Regions from separate parts of the Homo sapiens genome. Here regions 2 and 3 are each linked to region 1. The links are chromatin loops, found by intact Hi-C in ENCODE. Cell type or tissue: mammary epithelial cell. All regions are shown on one strand.

Region 1 (8,000 bases):
GCTCAGGAGTTCGAGACCAGCCTGGGCAACATGGCAAAACCCTGTCTCTATCAATCAAAAAGACAAAAGTTAGCCGGGCATGGTGGCACATACCTGTAATCCCAGCTACTCAGGAGACTGAAGTGAGAGGATTGCTTGAGCCCGGGAAGTCAAGGCTGCAGTGAGCCGAGTAGCATGATGCTACTGCACTCCAACCTGGGTGACAGAGCAGCAAGACCCAGTCTTAAAAAACAAAAAGAAAAATAAAACAGAACTGGAAGGGGCTTAAAAGGTGAAATGGGCCAGCCCATCTGCCTCCCTAGAACCCCATTCACTGCTAAGTGTGGGTAGCGTGTTGGGGATCAAAGCACCCAGAGTCCTGAATCACCCCACCTTTATCAGACGTTGCTTCCTGGTAATGGTTAACCAGATCCGGGAGGTAGATTGTCACACTCAGTCTTTTGCCTTAGAGAAAATGTTATGTATTTCGTAGGTCTCCCTGTGGCATCTTCTACTTTAAAAAACGTTAAGTGTTTGAAAATATTTTTGGTAGCATAATTTTTTTAAATTCCTGAGTTCCGGCTGGGCCTGGTGGCTCACGCCTATAATCCCACTACTTTGGGAGGCTGAGGCAGGTGGTTCACTTGAGGTCAGGAGTTCCAGACCAGCCTGTCCAACATGGTGAGACCCCCATCTCTACCAAAAATACAAAAATTAGCTGGACGTGGTGGCACACGCCTGTATCCCAGCTACTCCAGAGGCTGAGGCTGGAGAATTGCTTGAACCTGGGAGGCAGAGGAGGTTGCAGTGAGCCAAGATTGCGCCACTGCACTCCAGCCTGGGCTACAGAGCAAAACTACGTCTCAAAAAAATATATATATATTCTAGAGTTCCTAATTAAAATTAGTAATTTTGCAAGCCAGATGATAGGTCTGAATATCTATTGGCAGGGGGAAACTTGATTTGGAAAAATAAAACTTAGCAATTTTATGAAACTTCATTTCCCATGGAGAGTGTTGAGAGGTAGGGAGCAGGGGCACCTAGATATAATTGCTGTCACCCTGGTGTGGTTCTTTGTTTTGTTTTATTTTTAGTTTATTTTTAAAGATAGGCTTGTAAGCGGCTCTGTCTTGGGTTGTGTCAGGCACCCCCTCTCCCCACCCCCTGCAATGCATTTTGTGGGGCACATTTTCCCCTGCGGCATTTGCTTGCAGCCCAACATACTCTCTTCATCGGCTTGCTGAGATGACTCATCCTCCCAGGCACAGCAAGAAGAAACAGGCAGCATGCCCATTGCTTGTTTATTCCTTGTTTTAATTTTCATTATTACGTTTCTCAGGAAATGCACGCCTTAGCTAACAGTTACTGGCAAAAAAATAAATAAATAAATAAGGTGTTTGAGTTCTTGCCAACATTTGGGGAAGCTGAATGAGATGCCTAGAGGAGGGTTGGCCCATCCTTTGCTTAAAGTTTTCTTTCCTTTTTTTCTTTTTTGTTTTTTTTCTGTCCTTTAGCCCATGAAGAGCATCATGCTTTTGAAGGTGGACGTGGAAAACACTAATTGCACTCTGTAAAGAATTCTTTGTCCTTTGCTGATTGGTTTTGGAAACGGTCTTAACAGGAGGGAGAGTGAAGAGAAGACTTGCCGAAGCCGATGCTGGTCAATTTAGAGTGGGTTTCTGTCCTTGCAGATGGGCAATTAGGACTCAAAGTGGCAGGTGGGGTGGGGGGAGATTGTGTGGGTTTCTACCGTCACATTACTTGCTTTTTAAAAAAAACACACACAAAAAACTTTTTTTTTGGCTTTCTAAATTCTCTGTTCTTTTCACTCTGATTTTTTTTTTTTTTTGCCGTTTAAAATTCCTTATTCAGCCTAATTATTGTTTTCTACACTCCCCTTTCATTGAGGCACAAGAAATGGGTTTCCCTTTAAGTAGCTCTGCTGTACCTAGTTAATGAGAATATGCATAATCGTGACAATACTGCTTTTGAATACCACACTGTACAAGGAGGAACACTAGCTTGGAGAAATCTGTCTTCTGATTATTTGTTGTGACACATTCCTATGTACTGTGAGCTGGGCATTGTTTTTTTCTGTCCCAGGGAAAAGAAAAACCATACTTAATGTGATTTTGCACTGACAGCACACAAATCTTTAATTTTCCTTTTTAAAACATTTTTTTTTAGTGATAAAAGGAAAATAATAGTTGGATTGCATAACATGAAAACTATAATCACAATTCAGTATCAGGATATAAATCAAGCTCTAAGTCTTTGGACCCTCTGTGGAAACATTTCTAACCCGAATTTTAATTTGGCCTTTTCAACCAAAGGCTTAGAGTGGTAGCAAGGGATTTCTTCCAATAGGAAACCTGATGTTTCTGATTTAAAGAGAAGGTGATATTTTAATTGTTTGAATTAAGCTCCTTGCAAAGTTCGGGTGTGTTTACCCACTTAGGGCTTTCTTTCCCAGTCAACGCTAACACATTTTGTTAAATGATCCCTTTCCCTGCTCACATTGTGTGTCATTTCTCATCATCAGTAGTCCTCCAGCCTGGGCAGCTGTCCCCACCCTTTTTCATGTAGGTGCAGGAAGTTAAATCTCATTTCCAGGATGCATGTGAACATTTACAAAGTTGAACTTTGAGTGCATTCTGCTCATATGAATTATTGGGATTGTTGATATATATTGTATTATGCTACCAAAGAAATATTGGTTTTATTAGAAGGAAATGGTCATCCTCTGGACCATGGAGACTAGCTCAGAATACGCTGATTTCCCTCTCCTGACTTTGCCAAGCCTTTGGCTGCTTTTGCCTGATAAAGGGCAGGGCCATCTGAAGACACTTCCCCCAGTCGGCTTTGGAGTCACGGGAGCTAGTGCCTGCTCACACATTTTTCAAAAGGGCAGTGCACTCAGAACTTCACTGTACCTGGGATTTTTAATTCCTCTTGCAGTGTTGACCAGCAGAGAGACTTGAGGCTACTTTAAGCCTCCACTATGTGTTTGTAGATAAAATTCTCCATTCAAACATTTTAAAGGACTTTGAACATTATCTGCTTATGGAAGTTGTGCCCTTCACTTGGTTAGTAACCACCTCAGCCATAATACTTACCATCATAGGTTTCTTAAAATGCTTTTTTTTTTTCCCTAAACTTGAGTTTCCTTAGTGATTTCAAAATGAAGTATAAGAATATCAGATCCAGTTAGCAAAAGCCTAGGACTTGTTTCTCCAAACATTGTACTAACATTCAACTTGTTTTAAAATTATGACTCAAGAATTTTAAAAAATTATTCTGGACATGAATTAAAACTTTTTTATAATATAAGTATTTTTCTGATTGAAAAAAGGATATAATTGACTTCACTCTAATTGTCATGTATATTTCCATAAGTAAATGGATTTTGAAGTATTTTTATTTTTTGAACTTTATTTAAAGCATTTGTGATGACATGTTCAACTTTTGCATGTATGTAGCCTTTGAAGTAAAAATAAATAGGAATGTTAGGCTCACGTTAATATTTCTAGTTTCTGTTTATGATCATGGAACATGACTAGCACACAAAGTAGATTTTTGCCCCAGTGAACTTCTGCAACTGTTTCTGACCCTTTAGAAAATACCAACTGTGAGAAGGATTTAATTTGCCTAATGTTAAAAACCTATCATCTAAATTACTTTCAGAGAGGATTTTGTCAGATTTTGGTTTGGAAATTGTTTTAATTGAATATTTAATCATAATAGACTTTGTATGAACTAAGCTGATTTAATCAGTTTAAAAACCTCTCATTACCTTCTTAGATTAAAGAAGCTAATACTGTTTTGAGATAGAAGGAAATATTTTGTGGGGCATGTGACTTTTGTGTTAAGGCAGTTTACCCATCTTGGCTGATGTGGGGAAAGTGCAAACTTCCAGTAGAATCCCGGTCTTTTCATCCAAGTGCTTGCAGGGGCAGCCTTGTAGTCTGCAAAGAACCATGCAGAAACCAAAGAGCTTGCTTTTTTGTCTTTGTAATTCCTTAGGGTCTGTGATATATGCCAGGAAATCTGATTGAAACTAATATGCTTTTTATTCTCCCATTATTCCCTAAATTGTTATATCACAGGCACTTGCCTACATTGGGAAAGTAAGGACAAATAATACCCATTTAAAGTAACTTGCCTATATTTTGACTGTCTTTCGTAAGCACTTGCTGAACTGCTGACTTAACTCAGTTTTAAGATTTCCTCTTTCCCCCCAACTTTTCCACATTTCTTAAATGAGGGTGTAATTTACTGCAAACATGTACATTTAATATAATATTGCTGTTAGATTCGTGGTACACTTTATGAAGCAAAAACATGAAAAGGAAACCACAACTCTAATAAACTTTAAATTAAAGATTAAGATGACTCTTTCTCACCCCTCTTCTTGAGTTTAGCCCATGTCTACACCATGCACACAGTCACAAGACTTTATAGCTTAGAAACTTTAGGTATAATTGGGTCCTATAGACATAATATACAATCCACCAACTGAGCCTTGGCCGAACTTGTCCCTTGTTAAAGACGTAGGGCTAGCCAGCCACAGAGCTGGGTATTGAAGTCGGCAAGTTGTATCCCGGTGCAGGCGTCCTTAAATGGAGAGTACTCAGAATCTGCCAGCCTTAACCTGCCCACTAGCCACCCTAATCAAGCATTAAATATCTGATCCAATCTGGCCACTGGTGTAACTCCGTAATCAGACATCCTGTTTGTAAACAGCTCCTCCTTCTCTCCCTCTCCCTCTCAGAGACAGAAGTGGTGCTGGGGTTTGGAGTTTGAAAATAACCTTCCTATGACAGGAAGTGGGCTTTTGCTATTAGTTGCCCAACTCTTAGAGGATCCCAGCTTGTGTCTTTAGACAAAACTGACAGCCTTTGGAACGATCGCATGGTGGCGCTGCCTTCCAGCCAACAGTTCTGGCTCAGCAGCAGAATTTATCCAGCTATGTTTGTAGAATTTTTTTAAGATCCTACTGCATTTTGCTCTTAAGCTTTTATAAAAATTTGACGAGAAAATGTAAAAATGATACTTGGCAATAAGACATTTAGTTTTCATGCACCTAATAAAAATGTGTCAAAGCTAGATCGCTCCAGATGTGCTTAAAATATCTCAAATCCTAGGCTCTCATTGGCCTTATAAGTGATTGGGAAGAAAAAGAATAAAATAAACTCACATATAGGAGATATGGAAAATATTTCATCAAATATTATGCCCAAAGAGAGAAAATTAGGAGTTGATTTTTTTTAGCACTCTGAATATGGAACTTCCTTTTAAAAATGTAATTCTACCCTTCACCTTTCCTACATTGTATGTTTCTGTGAGATTTTACTCATTACAAGTGAAAGTAGAGGACTGCCTGTGAATTGTTCACTTCTGAAAAGAATATATTGAGATCAGTTAAAATTACTCAAGAGTTTGGTGACTCAGGATTGTAAAAAGCCTGGATCTCAACAGCTGGGAGGAGTCAGAGGGTGAAGTGGGAAAAAATAGGGACTGAGAGGCAACGAAAAGTCCCTTTGAACCTGTGGTCATTTATAGCAATTAGAGTGGGTTGCCCCTCTACTTCTCCCAAGAAGAAATCCCAAATAGATTCCTTTCATGTCAGATTATACTGTTCTGATTTTATTTTCTATTATTTTTACATATACATCCAAATCTAAGAATACTTATTCAGATTGGCCCACTCAGGCCAAAAGTCACTGTCTTGTGTTCTAGAAATTCTTTCATGTTGCTGACATAAATCCATTTTTAAAAGAACATTCAGGGACTCTTAGAATTTTAGAGTGGAAGGGACCTTTGAGATCATCTACCAGTGCTTCTCACCCCTTAGCATGCAGCAAAATCACTCAGATACTTACTTATTATTCACATTTCTTGACCCCAGCACTAGAAATCTGGGAGGATATCTGCATTTTTAACAAGTGCCCTAGTGATTCTAATGCTGATGGTGCTCAGATCGCTCTTGGAGAACCCCTGATTTTATCCAACTCCCACATATGACAAATGAGGAAAGCCTCCCAACCCTAAGCTCTGTCAGGTGACCTGATTCCAATGTATGATACCAACAATCTTATGAAGGCTGGAGAAAACCATTAATACTGAGACTTGAGTAGATGATGCTCGTGAATAAGAACTTTATGGCTGGGACCACAGCAGTCATGGGAGCCCATCCCTGGAAGTCCATAATATAAAGCCTTTAATACAGAGTGGTGGTTTTTCTCTTTTCTAAATACCATTTCAGTCTGTTAAGAGAAAAGAAATTAGTGTTCAGAAAAGTAGTTACTCCATATGTGCAGTAACTACTTTTCTATAATGTCTTATGGCATCTGGGGTTCAGCATCATTGAACAAGATTAAATGAACGTTATAGAGCTATAAAATTGCATGTAAAATAACACAAAACTGTTCAAATGACTATCAAAGTAGCCTGGGAATGAATTTCCACTAAAATTAATTGTCACTTTCAAAACGTAGCTTAGCAAAGCTGTTACTAAACTGGAGAGATCCTTTAATACATAGAAATGTCAAAAAAATCAAATAAGTATTCCCTAAACGATGTGAGTGATAAGCAAAAGTCATTGCAAAGTCAGTATTTTTTTGTTCATCATTGCTACTGAAATTCAGAGTTCCATTGTATATGTGTGTCTTGAGTGTACCTTATTAGAATATCCAATACAATAGCTTTTGGATATTCTATGCTTTTGTGTCCTTCAGAAATCATGAGATTGAAGGAATCTGTGTTAAATGTTTTTGTTTTGGTTGCTGCCTGAAAAAAGTTACCAACTCATTTAGTGAAATGCAAGATTTCTTTATGAAAATTTCAATTTCTAATATCGAAGTCAGATAATTTTTCTTGAACTTTTATTTTGGAACAGATGTTTATTTCGGATCTATTAAAGTGTCAACTTTGCATTATAGAACTGAACATGAAGTAAATTGAGTGTTTCTGAGTTTTCTATAGAAAATTTATGCTACCTCTCATCTTTTCACATACAAATAAGCAACTTTTAATGAAGGCTTAGGGTGAAAATTTTAATTTTAGCACTTTACATTACATGATGAATGGTGAATATTAAAGGACTTTGAACATTTTAATAAACTTACAGTGTTTCTGTTTTCAAATAGAGGTATTGATGCTGTGGATATACATTAAATTCTCCCCAAAGTTCTCAGACTTTAATCAGATAATGTGGCTTACAACCATTGTTTTTGTTTTTAAGTTTTAACACTGTCTTTTCAGTATTCATTTAAAACAAGTCACCATGACTTTGAATATATTCTCATGGAGAATTTATTTCAATGATTATATAAAAGAATTTCAAAATTTAAACTAGTGAGCATACTTTAGCTTGAGACAGCTAACATTATTTGTCCCAAATTTAAAATCTTACATTGAAAGTTATTAATTCTTTAGAATAGTCTTACCTGTGTAAGTTGAACCAGGTTTGTTTGATTATGTTTTGGATCTGCTTGTGCCCCCACCCCCCTATTTTATACCATCTGTGCCCTGTGCAGTTGGGGACCCTTTCACATCTGGCTACAAGCTGGTGTAATGCCCTTCCTTTTGATCTGGCTTCATCTAGTGATTTGCTCAGTATTTTTAAGGTCAGACTGAAAACTTTTCTGTTCTAGTTATTTTTGATTTTATATTGTGTGTTGTGTTTGATGTTCAGATACATGTGAAAGTTGCTTCTATAAGTCAGTATTTTTTATTCCAGCCTTTTGCAGCAATAAGGTAAGACTAGACTATACTTTTCTTACTTGAAAAGGTAGTGATTTATGTGTTTAGTGCAAATGTTTAGACTGTTTTGCAATTTTCTAATTTGGGACTATATTGCTATGAATTTGTGCTTCTTCATTTTTCAGGGTAGTAGTTCACAGGGTTTGTTTAAGTGTTAGTTTGTAGAACTTTATTTTGAGATCTTTTGTAATCTGTTGCTACTAATTCTCATTCTGTATTGAGGTTCTTATAGTATAGAAATGTCATTTTCATCCTCC
Region 2 (8,000 bases), 630 kb after region 1:
TAAAAAAGAAAACTCAGGTATCTCTTAGCTAAACAAGCCTTTGCAGATTGTGGAGACTTGAATTATCTGAGAAGAGCTAATCTGGGCCTCTACTTTTGGATTGTAGGAATGCTCTTCATTGAGTCCCTCTTCCAACCTGTGAGTTGTTTGAGGAGAAATTAATTTCGAATGAGAAAAATGAATACTGAACACATACATTGTGCCTCATTTTCAAATCCGGTTAAAAGCAACTAATCAATGAAGATGCAGGCTAAATGTTATGGTGAGCTTTTTAGAATACCTTGGTATCATGTTTTAATTTCTAAGCTTTATCTTGCCCTTAAATCTGAAACATCATTGTTCAAATAACTGAGAACAAGGTAAATCAACAACATCAAAAAGGTCGGCTTCTGTGATTTCTCAAGGGCTTGTTATTTTGTACTTCCCAATTCTATTTGATGTCTTGACAAAACAAGATGACACAGGGGAGAATACATTAAATTTTGATTTTTTTCATCTAACCTGTTACAGTTGTGGCAGCTTAATTTCTTTTACTTTTTCCTGAAGATGGCTTTTTGTACAATTACTCTAATTGTCACACCACTTCATGAGGCGGGTCTGCACGGGTTTCCCATTTGCCTTGATTTTACTAGGCATTTTTGAACATATTTTGACCTTTAACTTATGGGAAGCTTTTGGTTGGGCTTTGTCTTCATTATAAATAAATCAGTGAATGGTGAGATTGTCAAAGAAGCAAGTGATGTTTTCTCATTAGAATCTCATTTGCACCCTTTAGCTTAACTGTGATGTATAAGGTGAAGGTGTTGGAAATAGGCATGAGAAACTACAATTTGAGAAAGTTGAGTTGTAATTCTTTCTAAAGAGTGATTGCACCCTAAGTAAGGCCTTATAAAACTTCGGAAATGGTCTAATTTTGGCCTACCTATGTGTTGAAATTCAATTATAGTCCCTTCTCCCTTTCAGTAATATGGGAAAAAAAATACATATTTGCAGTTAAGCTCCCTATGAAATTTTCTATGCTGATTAAATCATGAGAAAGCAGAGCTACAAATTTAATTCTTAGTGTTAGAAAAATCTTCTTTAGACAGAAGATAGACATTATGTTTTTCTTCATTTAACAGTAACTGTTGATCTAAAACTGTATCCACAAGTTATCTTTTATTTATTTTAATCATGTATGTGTCTCAGGTAGGATGGAAACAGTTGCTGTCTCTTTCATTATTTTTGAGTAATACTTCAATTTAAGAGAACTTATTTAGCCAAGGCCTCTTCCTTTTCCCTTTAAGAACTAAAGATCTGTGGATAGAATCTTTTCTGGGGTACCTTCTTGGAATAGTCCTCCCCTCCTCCCATTTGCAGCACTTAAACATGATTTTTGTTGTTGTTGTTAATATAAAATGCCATTAGCATGTTTAATTCACATGCCCTAAATTGTTTTCCATCCCAGCTACAGGAGAAAGTGGTTGAAGTAGGAAAGAGAAGGCATTTTCTTGATTTAAATAATAATAATAGTTGCTAGGTTGAAAGAATCAGTGCTTATTGAGTGATTATTTTCATGTGTAGCTTCCATTGTTTCCTGTATTTAACAATTGCTAATGGGAGAAGCGATTTAATTTATGTAAACTTTACATTTTTATGCAAATGAAGCTGATATTTATTAGAGCTAAAACAATTATACTGGCACTTAGTGGAGTAACCTTGTGTGCCTGGGAAATGTTAGAGGAGAGCAGTTGATGTTCCACTAATACCTCTGCTGTAAACAAATATGCATTTATGCCACTTTTTAGAATTTAAAGACAAAAAGAAGAGCTCGGAGAGCATTGCTGGAGATTGCTTATTAGGGTTGATAACCTGAAATAACTCCTGATTGGCAGGCGAGCCTTGGCCTTACAATTTTTTTGTGAAAGAAAGATAGCCTTTCTTGATAGAATGTAATAAACAAAATGATAAAAAATGAAATGCTAATTGCATTTTAAAGAGGTCTTTTGAAAAAAAATTTTTAATAGTTGGTTGTATTGTTACTGAGAGAACTGTTATGCTAATGACTGACTACCTAGATGATTTTGCATTAATATAATAACCATTACCTGCCTTAGTGCTTTGTACAGTATTGTGGCAAAATAGCTAAGCCTAAAGGAGTTATACAAAAAGCAGAATTCCATAATGAAACAGAATTTTACTTTCCACATAAATAGCATGCTTTTTTTTTTTTATTTTTTTAAGACCGAAATATTATATCAGAAGTGTGTTTTCTTTCCTGTATGATAGTTACTTGCATGGTACCTGGTTGGTTCATTTTGTTTTGTTTTTTTAATACCATGGAGAAATAGAAGCTTTCTAACTTTTCTGTTTGCCAATACATCTGTTGTATCCATTGACTTGTTAATTATGAAAACTTGTTTTCCACAGGGGGCCAGAGGTGATGATGTTTAATTTTCTTCTATACAGGCTAGCTTGTATATGGTCATAAAAAACTTGGCATAGTTTTTTTTTTTTTTTCTCCTCTCTCTCTTTTAATGGAGCTATTTTCTCTGTTTGGTTTTGTTGTGACATTCTGGAGCCTTCTAATTTAATTTGTTTTGCTCCTGCTATTTGATTAACCAGGTGACACTGCCAAACCTGGTCAGTTATCACCCAAATACAGCCTGAAGGCTAGAACGGAAGTGAATTTCCTGGGACATACATGTGGTGAATGATCAGAGGGTAAAAAGAGTTTCTAAATTATTAACCAAATTAATAAAAATGAAACAGTGTTTAGCATTTTTTATCTTCTCTTTTTATTATTTGTATACACAGTAATTATGAGATGATACCCAACGTGCAAAATTTATGTGTATGTGTACTAGGTAGTATTTACTTGTAGTTGACTGGAGTGTAAACTGAAGAGAGAAGAAAATGATAACATGTTATTTTCAGTATTTATATTGTGTCTTCTCCCCTCCCACCCAATTCCTTCAATTGTCTCCTAGATTAGAAATAAGTATTGTTTCTCTGAGTGTTTTTATTTGTTTGTTTGCTTTTTAGATTTTTCCCTTCCCATCATCTACGTTTCCCCATTGGGCGTTAAAGGAAATAATATGGCATATTATTTTAATAGTCTTTCAGCATTCAGATGATAGAGAGTCATTTTGAAGAAAAAACCGTATCAGGCAGAATTTACACAGCAGTGTGTATGGGCTTTTAGCAGCAGTTGTTAGTGCTAACACCGTTTTCCCAGTTGCTGGTATTAAGGTAGCAGCAGGCCCATACTAGCAGAGCTGTGATGGCCCAAGCACAGCTGTATTTCTGCCATTCCCGCAGGTTTGGGTGCACCTGGGATCGACCACACCCAGTTGGTATCAGTCAACAGTGTATCATGCCGTGTGTTTTTTTAATTCATGATTTCCTCTTGAAACTCCACTGAGGAGTGTTAACTGTGTGCGTTTTTTTAAATTCAGTTTTGTATGCTAGCATTCTTTAAATGTCTGCCAGAAGTTTAATTTGAATTTCTGATCCCTGAAGGCAGCTAGACAGAATCATTCTAGTTCTTCATAAATTGCCTTCTATGATTCATTGTTAACTCATAAAACATACTCATTTCTATATACTCAAACAGTTAAGGTAGTTACAGTATCGGAAATTTTTTTTTTTTTTTTGCCTTATATTTAAATCGTCTTTTGAGAAAGAAATCAAGAATTAGCTTGAACTCCCAGTTAAGGCATGAACCCTGTAGCACAGAAAACATCAGAAATGAATGTTGTTATCTCAAGGAGGTTAAGGTAGAAGGCATGAAATCTGAAAAAAAAAAAAAAAAAAAAAAAAAAAAAAAAAAAAGTTTCGTTTTTACTGAATACTTTTAAAGAGGGGCCCATAAATATTAGAGAGCTGTAGTTAAAAACTCACATGACTGTTTTAAATACTATTGATTTAAACCACTGGCTAGATTTTATGAATCAAAGTGTAATTTTGAAGCTTTGGCCATATTTCTCAGTGCTAAAGCACTCTCTCTTGTGTGCCTTTAGCCGCTTTCCAGACATTCAACACAGGATTAAATGATAGTAGTTACAGTGATCAATAGGTTAAGACTGCTACAATCACTCTTGCCGCTAATGACCTCAGTAGTAATGGGCAATAAAGTGTGGGCTGTAATAGCCTCTCGCTGGTACTGCATGCCCTTTGATTCCTAGTGTTAGTAGGGACTAGCTACATGAAAAAGTTGGACGTTGGGAATTAAGGGAGTGGATATATAGGCTATAATTCTTAACTATTTAAAGCCTTAAAAACTGCTCAGATTTTTTTTTTTTAATTTCTTTTCTACCCCACCATAGTTTCTGGTCTATTTGAATATGTTTGTTAAAGCTTTTCCATAACCTCTTTTCATGATATGTTAGAACAGAAACGTTGGGGAAATCTTGGTTTTATAACATTTGTAAATGAAGCTGGAGCCCACTTTGGAGGCCCAGAGCTAACTGGCATGAAAACGTGGTTTCAGATAGTAAAAGCGAAGTTAAGGCCATCAGGATATAATAGCCCACTTCTGATTATTCAGAAGTGATCAGCCCGTTTGGAGGATTACTCAGGCCTCTTGCTTCCTTCCCTCCTTTGGCAGTGCCTGCTGCTGTAAAGCATATTATTACTCATCAGCACCTCCATCAAAATGTCCAAAAGGAAAAAGAAGGGGAGACTCAAGTTCATTATCCTGTTCCGTAACTGCAAAAAAATGAATAAATGATTATGGGAAAAGGAGATTTAAGCCACTGGTTTGATGTCAGCCTTTAAAAATTGTCTGTACAGGTATATGTCAGTCCTTTCCATGATTCCCCCTTTTATTATTGACAGTTAAGGGACAATGTTGTTTCTCCTTTAAGAAGATGCTTCTAGTTTTACCTGAGTTAAGGGGAAAAAGTATTTTAGGAGACATATGTAACTTTTAAAATCAGTTTTATTGAGGGATGATTTACGTGCGCTCAAATATACTGATTTTCAGTGTCTAGTTGGAAGAGTTTTGACGATTGTATACACGTGTGTGAGCACCACCTCACTCGAGATATGGACATTTCCATCGCCCCCAAAAGTTCACCTGTGCCCCTTTCTAGTATAAGGTTTCTATAGCTCTTTTAAAAACGATGACCAGGAGGTTATTTCTATCATGATTTCTGCTCTAACTCTGTTAAGTTCATGTTCATCACCAGTTTAGATTTTACACCACCCTATTCCTGTCTGTTTTCCTGTTCATCACCATCAGAATTTGGCTCAAGAATATTTATATTGTACATCATCCAAGAAACGCAGAGGAAAAAAGAAACCTTAAACATGGTTCTTTTGTTTGCTTAATCAAACCTCCCCGTATGATGATGCAACTCTCAAGGAAAAGTAAACTTCTATTGTGATACGCTGGCTTTAGCAGCTCAAAGGATACCGATTGGCACCCAAAAGATACTTAAAAATCCGAAAAGTTTCTTCTGTATGAAGACAAAGTAGACTAACTGGAATTAATTTGTAGATGGTTAGATGTTTTGATAATGTCTTCCTGGTGTTTGCCCTAAACTGAATGCGAGTTCACTGTTCCAATCGTTGGTGATATTTCGTGCTACAAATTATCTTTTTAAAAGGGTAATTTATCCATTCATATACATCTGTCCCATTTTGCATATGAAAATATTCAGACATGCCCATCTGTTTTAAATTACAGTGTATCTACATCTACACTTAAAAGGCCACTGGAATAGGAAGAATTCATGGATGACCTTCCAGAGCTGGGTTAATGAAATTTTTCGAATGTTCTAACTAGTGTTTTCCAAACACACGACACTGGCACATCAACATCCCCACACATGAAACAAGCCCACAACAACAGTGGAGAACATTCGCTGTGCATGAATCTGACCTTCAGGAACCATTTTTAGTTCATCAAAATTAGTGATGCTGAGAAATCGGGACATCAGTGCATAATGACTGTGAAATTAGGAATGAGAGCTCGCTATGCAAATGACAGGACAAATCATGTGAAAAAGTCAGGATAAACTGCATATTAAGACATTATGTTACATAAAATTAATACTGCATTTCTGCCTTTTGCTTACTGCTCCCCTGAAAGATTTTTTAATTCTTTTATCTTCTGATCAGCTATTGTCTGCCGGATTTTTTTTTTTAAGTAGCACACAGGCAAAGTGCAAAACATGTTATTACCTTTTATTGTAATACATGAGATGACAGCATATCCTTTTTAACAAAGTATATCCTTTACTGCTTCTAGCTTCTTGCTGTCACATGTTTGATTAGAAACCAAAGAAAAGTAAGATGCTTAAATATTACGGTTAGAAGACATACAGGTTTTGTCTTTTCTTTCATTGTTTTTTCTTTCCTTATCTTTTTATTTGGGGCGGGGGGTGATTTTTCATGAAATAGTCTTCTTGCATTACGGGGACTGACAAAATGGGTCTCATGTAGTCTGCAAATTAAACACAAGTGCAGTGATTATTTTGAATAGCTAAATTACATTCTAGAAAGCTTGCAGAATTCATAGCATTGTCATTAGGTATCCGCTTGAATACAATTTGTGTAACCTTGGCCAAGACAGCCTGTCATTTTAATGTCAGTGTTTTATCTGAACAAGACATCATCCTTTCAGATACAGTGTGCAGGTTCCTTGCAAAGATGCCCGTGCAGAAACGTGTTAACAGTTGCAAATATGAAATGCTATCAAGTTCATCACTGTAGCTGTTTGTCACTGAAATGTCATGGAAAGCGGGTTTTAATGGTATTGCACATAATATGAAAGAATTGAGACATCTGTGTGCTGGGTGAATAAGGAAGAGTAAAAGGCATCATGCGAAGGGTCTGTGTTTAAGTTCGGAAGGTGTGTCCAAGGTTCCCTTCCCAGCAAGTATAAGCATTGATTGGTTGTTCTTAAAATCACTGTCCACAGAGCAAGTGTGCTCATATGGGCTCCACCTGCAAAGGTGCTGGTTACCATTTGTCTTCTCTCAAACAAAATTCAAGTCTGGGTTAACTTCCCACAGATGGTTTTGACCAAAAACTCACTCTCAATAAGCAATTGAGAACTGTCGTATCTTAACTCCAGTTAGCATTTATTAAGTTTGTCCTTTTTGTGTGCTTGCAAGGCTGCCTGGAACCCCCATCAGTACTGCAAGATTTTACTTTTCTTTCTTTAAAATAAACTCCATGATAGATTAAATAGGATCTGTTGCTGCATCCCCTCTGGATAAATACATGTTGCATGGGAAATTGGTCAACTCTTTAAGCAGGCTGATGGCAGTCAGCTGCTGAACCTGGGAGGCTGCGTGCTTCTGATTTCCTGGCTTCCTATTTATCCTTCATTAACATTCTAGGTTCCCGTGTCAGTGGCTATGATGACACCTCAAGTTATCACTCCCCAGCAAATGCAGCAGATCCTCCAGCAACAAGTGCTGAGCCCTCAGCAGCTCCAGGTTCTCCTCCAGCAGCAGCAGGCCCTCATGCTTCAACAGGTAATTGTCCTTCCTCCACCTCCAGCCTGTCTCCCCCAGAACCCAGGGGCCCCCATCACTCCATTCGCAATCTCCCCTCCACCAGAGCAGCTCCTTTGCTCAGTGAAGAGTAAAGCAGCGTGGGTGGGGCAGGACACAGACCACTCCCTGAATAATCGATGTGCTTTTGCATGCCCAAAAGAGAGGAGCCCTGCCATGGTGACTAGTGTTTGGGCCTGGAGAGTACCCGATGGACTGAGATCAGGGCTGTAATTGGACTTGGTAGCAGTAAGATCTTTTAGGTTTACATGGCTCCTAAATGGTGTGAATCAAAGCAAAATGAGGAGCACGTTGGGAGTGGTTTAAATATGACAGCTCTTGATGTCCCCATTTCGACTCAGAAGCTTACAGATTTTTTTTCTTTAAACATAAAGAAGCATTCTAGAATTTGCTAATTTTAAGGTCCAGAGTTGATTTTACTTCTTCCACATACGATGTTGCTGAAATGAACTTCTGGTTGTCATTGCACTATGGGGACCTAATATTCAGACT
Region 3 (8,000 bases), 370 kb after region 1:
AATCAGGTTTGTGCTTGCTATCATTATTAATAGGAGTATTAATTTCTGTTGCTGATAAAGCGCCCTGGTGTGGCTGGAAAGTGGTTCTGTGCCTTTTCCCCACCCAAGTGAAGAAGGACATGAAAGGTTGTACGGTGTGGAAAGTGCCTTAGCAATTAAATAAAAGGCTGGTTCATATAAAGGGGCTTGTTTCTATATGGAAAATATGAGCTTTTTCTTTTCTTTTTCTTTCTTTCTTTTTTTTTTTTTTTTTTTTTTTTTTTTACATGGACCAGGTGTGGATTAGTTCACTGAACCTTTTACCCAGCCTTATCCCAGCCTTATTCCCGCTTGTAATTCTTCTGAGGCACAGTTCAGCCAAGTCAAAGAAACATGTTATTAAAGGTGAGCTGAAAGGCATTTAAAAAATAAACAAACTGTTTAAGATCCTAAATCAGTAACAGAATCTATATGCACAGACTTGAAAAGTACAAGAAAATGTGTTTCAATGCCTTTTGGTTCCAGGCTGGATTCTCCTCTTTCCTTCTTTGAACATCTCCCCAAAGTCTTTTTTGGTAGTTGGTGGGACAGGCAGCCCCAAGGCTAACTTTGGCTTGTAGCTTTTTTGTAACTAATGACTTGCCTCCACTGAGGTAGGTGAGACCCCAATCTTATACCTACAATTCTCCAACTACTATTGAGGGGAAAAAATAAGTACTTTGATTTTATTTTAGCACTATGTTCTTAAGAAGTTTAAAATCTGATATACATTCTCTTTTATTTTTCCAGCCTGTAGCATGGCAGACAGCCAGATATATATATATATATATATATTTTTTAGACGGAGTCTTACTCTGTCACCAGGCTGGAGTGCAGTGTCATTATCTCGGCTCACTGCAATCTCCACCTCCCGGGTTCAAGTGATTCTCCTGTCTCAGCCTCCCGAGTAGCTGGGATTACAGGCTCCCGCCACCACACCCAGCTAATTTTTGTACTTTTAGTAGAGATGGGTTTCACCATGATGGCCAGGATGGTCTCAATCTCCTGACCTTGAGATCCGCCCACCTCAGCCTCCTAAAGTTCTGGGATTACAGGCATGTGCCACCATGCCTGGCCAGCCAGCTATTTTTAAGAACTTGTAGAGATGGTAGAAATGAGGTGTAGGATGTTTTAGATTTATTTAAGTTATATCATCCCTGATCGTAATAACGGCAGCCATCATTTCTTTGAGCATTCACTTTGTGCCATACACTATTCTAAGTACTTATGACATGTCAATGCATTTATTCTACAAAAGCAAATAATGCACTGTAATGAAGCCCATTTTATGGATGAGAACACTGAGGGACAGAGAGCTTAGGCAATTTGCCTAAGCTCACAAGGTCAGTCAGCACCAGAGCTAATAAGAACTTGGGCACTTGAATCCATGCTTGTAAATTCTGAACTATTCTAGTCTAAAGTATACTGTATAGTACTATATTCTGTAATACTTAGTTTTAGGTGAGGCAGCCCAAGGATGCATTAAGAAATACAGATACTCGACCGGGCACGGTGGCTCATGCCTGTAATCCCAGCACTTTGGGAGGCCGAGGTGGGCGGATCACGAGGTCAGGAGATCGAGACCATCCTGGCTAACACGGTGAAACCCCGTCTCTACTAAAAATACAAAAAATTAGCCGGGCATGGTGGCTGGTGCCTGTAGTCCCAGCTAATCGGGAGGCTGAGGCAGGAGAATGGCGGGAACCCGGGAGGCGGAGCTTGCAGTGAGCAGAGATAGCGCCACTGCACTCCAGCCTGGGCGAGAGTGCGAGACTGTCTCAAAAAAAAAAAGAAAAAGAAATGCAGATACTCGATCTGTACAACCTCAGCCTTGCCTTTATAAAAATTCTTTCCTAACTTTCAAAACTTGTTTGTTTTTGTTGTTTTTGATAGCCTGTTTTCAGCCAATGAATAGGTAGATAACAATCACTTGCAGCCTGTTGTACTGCTTTTTAAATAATTAGCTTGGCCGGGCGCAGTGGCTCACGCCTGTAATCCCAGCACTTTGGGAGGCAGAGGCGGACGGATCATGAGGTCAGGAGATCGAGACCATCCTGGCTAACACAGTGAAACCCCGTCTCTACTAAAAATACCAAAAATTAGCTGGGCGTGGTGGCGGGCGCCTGTATTCCTAGCTACTCGGGAGGCTGAGGCAGGAGAATGGCATGAATCCGGGAGGCGGAGCTTGCAGTGAGCCGAGATTGCGCCACTGCACTCCAGTGTGGGTGGCACAGCGAGACTCCATCTCAAAAAAAAAAAAAAAAAAAAGAATTAAAGTTTCATTGTGATTGTGCAATTGTACAAAGACATTCCCTTATTTTATTTTATTATTTTTGAGACAGGGTTTCACTCTGTCACCCAGGCTGGAGTGCAGTGGCACGATCTCAGCTCACTGCAACCTCTTCCTGCCTGGTTCAAACAATTCTTCCACCTCAGCCTCCTGAGTACCTGGGACTACAGGCAAGCACCACCATGCCCAGCTAATTTTTTTTTGTATTTTTTGGTAGAGATAAGGTTTCACCGTGTTGGCCAGGCTGGCCTCGAACTCCTGACCTCAAGTGTGATCACCTGCCTTGGCCTCCCAGAGTGCTGGATTTACAGGTATGAGCCACCGTGCCTGGCCTATTCCCCCATTATTAAACAGTGTCTCACTTTATTGCCCAGGCTATTGTGCGGCAGCACCATGCTAGCTCACTGCAGCCTTGAATTCCTGGGCTCAAGCAATCGTCCTGCCTCACCCTCCTTAATAGCTGGCATTGCAGGTGTGAGCCACTGAGCCTAGCTTATTCTCTCATTTTTAAAGTAATTTCAAATAGCAGAAGCAGGGAAGGAGAGGCATTTTAGGAGTTCATCTTTCTGGTCCACCTTTAATGAAGTAAGCAGCTCCTTCCAAGGGGAGCTTGAAGCCTGAATTCTTCGTAGTGAACACAGTACTCTTTTCAGAAACTTATACTTAGCTTAAAAAAATTATCTATACCTCCACCCTGCTGCCTTATATGATAGAAAAGGAGATGAGTTCAGCAACAGCTTCCTCTAGCACACTTGATTACCTTTCTTTCGCTGAAGTCCAGATGCTGAGCTTGTTGAACTCATCTGCCTTGTTCAGCCGTTCTTGTTTTAGGAGTGTTAACGTTCTTTTTGGGAAAGAAGCAGCATATGCGTACACCCTTGCCAGGCTTCCATTAAGTGTCCCTTCACCTTTAGCAAGCCCTTGGTGGACTCAGGGGAGCTTTATAGTTATTATTAACATAACAGCCTGTAAGTTGGGCTTCTTTCTAGTGAAGGAGCCAAGAGGGAGGGCCCCGCCTGGTTTTAAATTACGTAGGCTTTTCTAAATGTGTTTCTAATGGGAGCTAGAGAGGTGGTGAGCTTTGGGGAAGCCTCGCCTTGGGTCATAGTTGAGTGTAGAAGGGAGCTGGGATCTGCAGATATCAGGGAATTTAGGAAGAGAGGCATGGGAAAGGAAATGGGATGGAAAGGTGCCAGGAAAAGTTGCCTCATCATTTCCCACTTTGGTGGTGGCCAAAAGGTAAGTTTCTACTTTGAGATCACTCTCAGGCCCTGTGGGCACAGAGCTGCCAAGTTTCTCAGTTTAAGGACTAATAAAGTTGGGATGTGGGTAATTCTGGGAGACTGGGTAGTTTGAAGGGAAGGATTGTTGGAGGTCTTTCCAGCTATACTGACAATGTACATGGGTTCATTCTTGAGATGAGCGTGTCCATAATAAAATCTAGCTGTAGAGCCATTCAAGGACTTCTCTGTGTGCACGAGCATGCTAGCCATTTTACGTACAACAGTAGGAACAGAGTAGCTGGAGTAAGATACAGGAATGTTTTTGTTCCACTCATACACTGATTAGTGTTATTCACTCATTCTGTATTTACTGAACACCTACCCTGCGTAGCCACTGCTCTGTACTGGGATACAGCAAGCAAGAGGCCTGCACACTGGCTCATGCCTGTAATCCCAGCACTTTGGGAGGCAAAGGCAGGATGATCACTTGAACCCAGGAATTCGACACCAGCCTGGGCAACATAGTGAGACCTTGTCCCTACAAAAAATTGAAAAAACTAGTGAGGCATGGTGGCACGTGCCTCTAGACCCAGCTACTCAGGAGGCTGAGGTGGGAGAACCGCTTGAGTCTAGTAGTTAGTTCCAGGCTGCAGTGAGTCATGATCGTGCCACTGCACTGCACTCCAGCTTGGGCAACAGAGTGAGACCATGTCTCAAAAACAAAAAACAAACAAACAAAAAAAAGTGGGAGGGGGATGCAAATCAGATAAAATCCCTGCCTTCATGGAGTATATGTTCTGATATTTTTGTCATAAACTGAAATTAATACGACTTATCTGTTGCCTAAACTTTTTGCCCAGAACAACCAAACAGAATCAGTTCAGCTGCAGTGGGAACCGCCAAGAGCCAGATGTGGCCATGAGAGGAATATCTTTGAGAGCCTGTCATCTGGCTCCAGCTGTGTTAACCTAGGCCTGGTAGGCAGCCATGAGTTGTGTCTGCCAACTGGTGGCCAGACACTAGTGCAGGCTTAAACAATTAGCAGAATTCCTCATCCGGTGGCTGGATTCACTGTGTGTGTCCTACAGACGATCGCTGCTGTCCAAACCAGGGGACTCTGGGCAGAAACGCCCAGAAGAGAACCAAAAGTTAGCCCCTTGAGAAACCAGTCAAAGTCTCATCCCGGAACATGGAGAGGGAGGCAGGAATCGGGGAAGACCAGCAACAGTGAGAAAACAGAAGTAAACCAGACGTGGCCCTCTGCCTGGCAGACCTTAATTCTGACTGAGAACTCTTGCCTGATAGAGAACGTCTGCCTCCAGCATGCCCCTGCAGAAAAGCAAAGAGTAGAGTTTGCCTGTGAAGAAATTTTTTTTCAGTTATTTTTTACATTGTTGCCCTTTGGTGAGAATCATTTATGATGCTTTATTGGTTTTACCCAAACTGAGATTTCCATGAAAAGTATTCATTCCCACCTTTTGGAAGCAATTAGATCCCCACAAACAGGCTATAACTTTCAAATGTCTGTTATATCTGCCTTCAAAAATAAGTATATAAGTAAATAAAATGCTTCAGCCTGCCTGCATGTGGAAGATTTTTTATAAACTGTAGAGTTGCTGGTTTCATGTACCAGGCAAGTCCTGCTAGCACACGGGAAAATAATAGATTCTGATCATCCATTGTCCAGCATGTTTCTAATACCACAGTAGTTGCTCAGTAAATGTTTGTAGACTGAGCTGAATAAGGAAAAATTCCAGTGAATGTGCTGACTTGCAAGAATGGTAATTAAAAATTAGTGCAGTCATTTCAAATCATAAGTTGGGGAAACAACCCACCATTTAGTGCCCCCCAAAAGTAAAAGTTCTAATTGGAATAAGCTTAGGATTTTTTTTTATGTCCACATCTAAAGTCTGATGATAACAGAAAGCACAAGATGGCAGAGATTAAGGTTTTCAGGGAGACTTCTCTTGAGGCTGAACAGATATGTCCATGTGAGAACATTTTTATCATGGTGAGGTTCTTGGTGGTCTTTCAAAGAAGTCCCACTCTGAACAGATAACGACAACAAAATCATTGAAGTGGGGAAAATTCAAAAGATGCTAGTTTGTGTGTCAAAATCAACTTTTGCATTCTAACTGCATTGTGTAAATTTGCTGTGCAGGAAACATAAGTGAAGCCATTTGGTTTTGTGGCATTGGTGTGGGTTGGCTCAGGGGGTGGGGATAAGGTTGAGGCATTGATATAGTAAGAGGAGAGCCAGATGGTTGTATTACACATCTTTTGTGTTCTTGTTTGCTTCTTAAAGCAGTTGCAGAATTTTGCCCTTGGCGATATTTTCTTCGTGCCTGTGTGTTCTGCTATGAATTTACTTTTGTCAGAGTACTTTGAAAGAAAAGCCTTGCTCAGAAAAAAAAAAAAAATTACGTTATAAACTTGTGAAGTCAACAGTGTGTTCATAAAAATATTTTTTAAATGTTAAGTATGTTAGTAAATAGTTGAGAGAATCAGCTTTTCTTTTTTCTTAGCGCAGTGATTTCGACCATATTTTATATTAATTCAGGGAAAGAATTTTTGCAAAATTATGAATGTGCAATTGGTGATGGATGGATGGATCGAGATGGATAGATGAGGAGACAGACACATGGAACAGATACATTGTTATTCCAGTAAGGATGAGGCCTATCTGATTAGAGATTTAACTTTTTCCATTACTTACAGCAAGCCCTCAGGTTGTGGTTAACCTCTTGTGTTTTATCAGCAAGCGTAACTTGGTAGTAAGTTGAGTGAGAGTGGGTTAGGGTAGGTTGGTGAGTTTTCGTTGACATTTGGTAGAATTGCTGTTACACCACCATTGAAATTTATATTTATTCCCTACTAAAAGGAAATTCTATTTTGCAGTCACCAGTGGCAAGGGATATTTAAGATGTTCTAATGCATGTAAGGGGTGATATTTTATCACCGAATGCTTTTAATAAAGAGTTGCTTTGGAGCTGTCCCCCCTCACCCACACACACACACACACACACACACACACACACACACACACACACACACACACACACATTGTGGTAGAATGCTTCATAATAATTTAATGTCCTTTTTACAGTTCCAGTTTATTTTTTTTTCCTTTGCTCAAATCAGAGAAGAGCAAATATGTAGGATCCTTGGGCGACAGTTTATTCTCCTGTTGTGCACAGATTTCCAGTTTTAGTTGGAACCTGCAGTCCCTGATGAGAAAACAGGAAACTTACAGTCCTAACCTTATTGAAATCTCTGCCGGGTTTAGTCACAAGTCTGAGGCGACTCCTTCCAATAATGAAGCCATTGTACGCATCGTATCTGATCAGTTCTTGAAATGTTTTAGTAGGTCTATCTTACAACATTATAAGAAGATAATCAGCAGCCTTAGAAGGTCCCCATCTGGACTGTAGAGTTCTTTTACTGAAAGATGTTTTGCCTTTTTGAGATAGCTCTCGCGTTTCATCATCTGTTCCGCCGAGATGAAGTGCATATGAAAAGTCAGTGACTCTGAATCCATCTGTTGTTATTATTTTCCACTGATAATTGGCTTGAACAATGAAATGTCTGTGTCTGCAGCCTTTGAAACTGTACACCCTGTTTATTTTCTGGAGGTCTCACTGCAACTACGCCCCCCCATCTTTCCCCCTGCATTTTCTCTCAAGCTTACAGCGAGTGGCGCTTGTGTGAGGATGACATCTTTGACTCTGTGCATCAGTATGTGTCACTCAGCATCTAAAGCTTGCATACGGATTTTTGTCACAATCCCTGTGTCTGTGCCATTCGCTCCCGAATCCGGCGCTCTTTCAGCAAGGAGCTTAGCTGGGCCGCAATGCATGGATCCCTTACCTGGATTGTCGTCTTTATTTCACTGTCCTCATTAAAATATTAATTTAGGGTACAGTATCTAATACCTATGGAATTAGATACTACCTATAATTGTATAATATATTCAGTTGCATCCAGGTTTGCATGATACAGAGCATTAATATTGGATTCCACTAACATCACTTCCATTAGCTTGCTCAACCAGTATGAGATATAGATGAGCTGGGAAGCATAACTACCCTCAAAACTGCCAAAACATTCATTAGAAGCTCCATGGGGATGGACAGAAGCTTTCTCACAGTGATATACTGATTAAATTTTGTTTTGTGGTTTATTTGCAGCAAGGTTAGATCACTATTGTCTATGGACCTGGGTTATCTAACACCTTATTTGGAAGGTCATTTCAAGGCAAAAGGGTGGACAAAATCAGCGTCTTCAGTTTCTGTGGGCACCCCGCTTAGAGAACCTGTGTTTTATTCTCTGGGTCTTTGGGTATCTTTTTATTTTGTTTGCCTTTTCTCCATGTTATGCCATAATAATGTTTGAAATGAGTTTTGGGTTTGTTGGTTTGTTTGTGAAAATATTTTAAAACTTTTCAGTGATCTTCACCTTTTACAGTAGAA

The links. Hi-C counts contacts between places; a loop is a spot of excess contacts. Peaks named below come from ENCODE experiments on the same cell type or tissue, not always from the same donor. Only the 100,000 strongest peaks of a DNase experiment are listed, where the experiment ranks them.
Region 2: it touches region 1 in a loop (2.2-fold over the local background); 2 of 110 quality-filtered maps call a loop at or near these places.
Region 3: it touches region 1 in a loop (5-fold over the local background); 3 of 110 quality-filtered maps call a loop at or near these places.

What each region holds. Positions count from the first base shown.
Region 1 is chr3:71,678,222-71,686,221 of GRCh38, reverse strand. It overlaps EIF4E3 (eukaryotic translation initiation factor 4E family member 3), which reads left to right. Exons shown (of 7, transcript NM_001134651.2): 7 at 1,494-8,000. The coding sequence ends at 1,540. Among named protein-coding and RNA genes, the nearest start is that of EIF4E3, 43 kb to the left of the region's middle. In mammary epithelial cell, a CTCF peak has its summit at 4,899; DNase peaks (open chromatin) are centred at 1,251, 4,721 and 5,441; H3K4me3 peaks cover 360 bases; H3K27ac peaks cover 2,111 bases.
Region 2 is chr3:71,053,105-71,061,104 of GRCh38, reverse strand. It overlaps FOXP1 (forkhead box P1), which reads left to right. Exons shown (of 21, transcript NM_001349338.3): 8 at 7,332-7,469. Among named protein-coding and RNA genes, the nearest start is that of FOXP1-AS1, 230 kb to the left of the region's middle. In mammary epithelial cell, no CTCF peak of the experiment used is centred here; DNase peaks (open chromatin) are centred at 3,344 and 4,584; H3K4me3 peaks cover 168 bases; H3K27ac peaks cover 5,516 bases.
Region 3 is chr3:71,307,344-71,315,343 of GRCh38, reverse strand. The region is part of intron 4 of FOXP1 (forkhead box P1); the gene reads left to right. Among named protein-coding and RNA genes, the nearest start is that of FOXP1-AS1, 22 kb to the right of the region's middle. In mammary epithelial cell, a CTCF peak has its summit at 4,549 (motif pointing left); no DNase peak of the experiment used is centred here.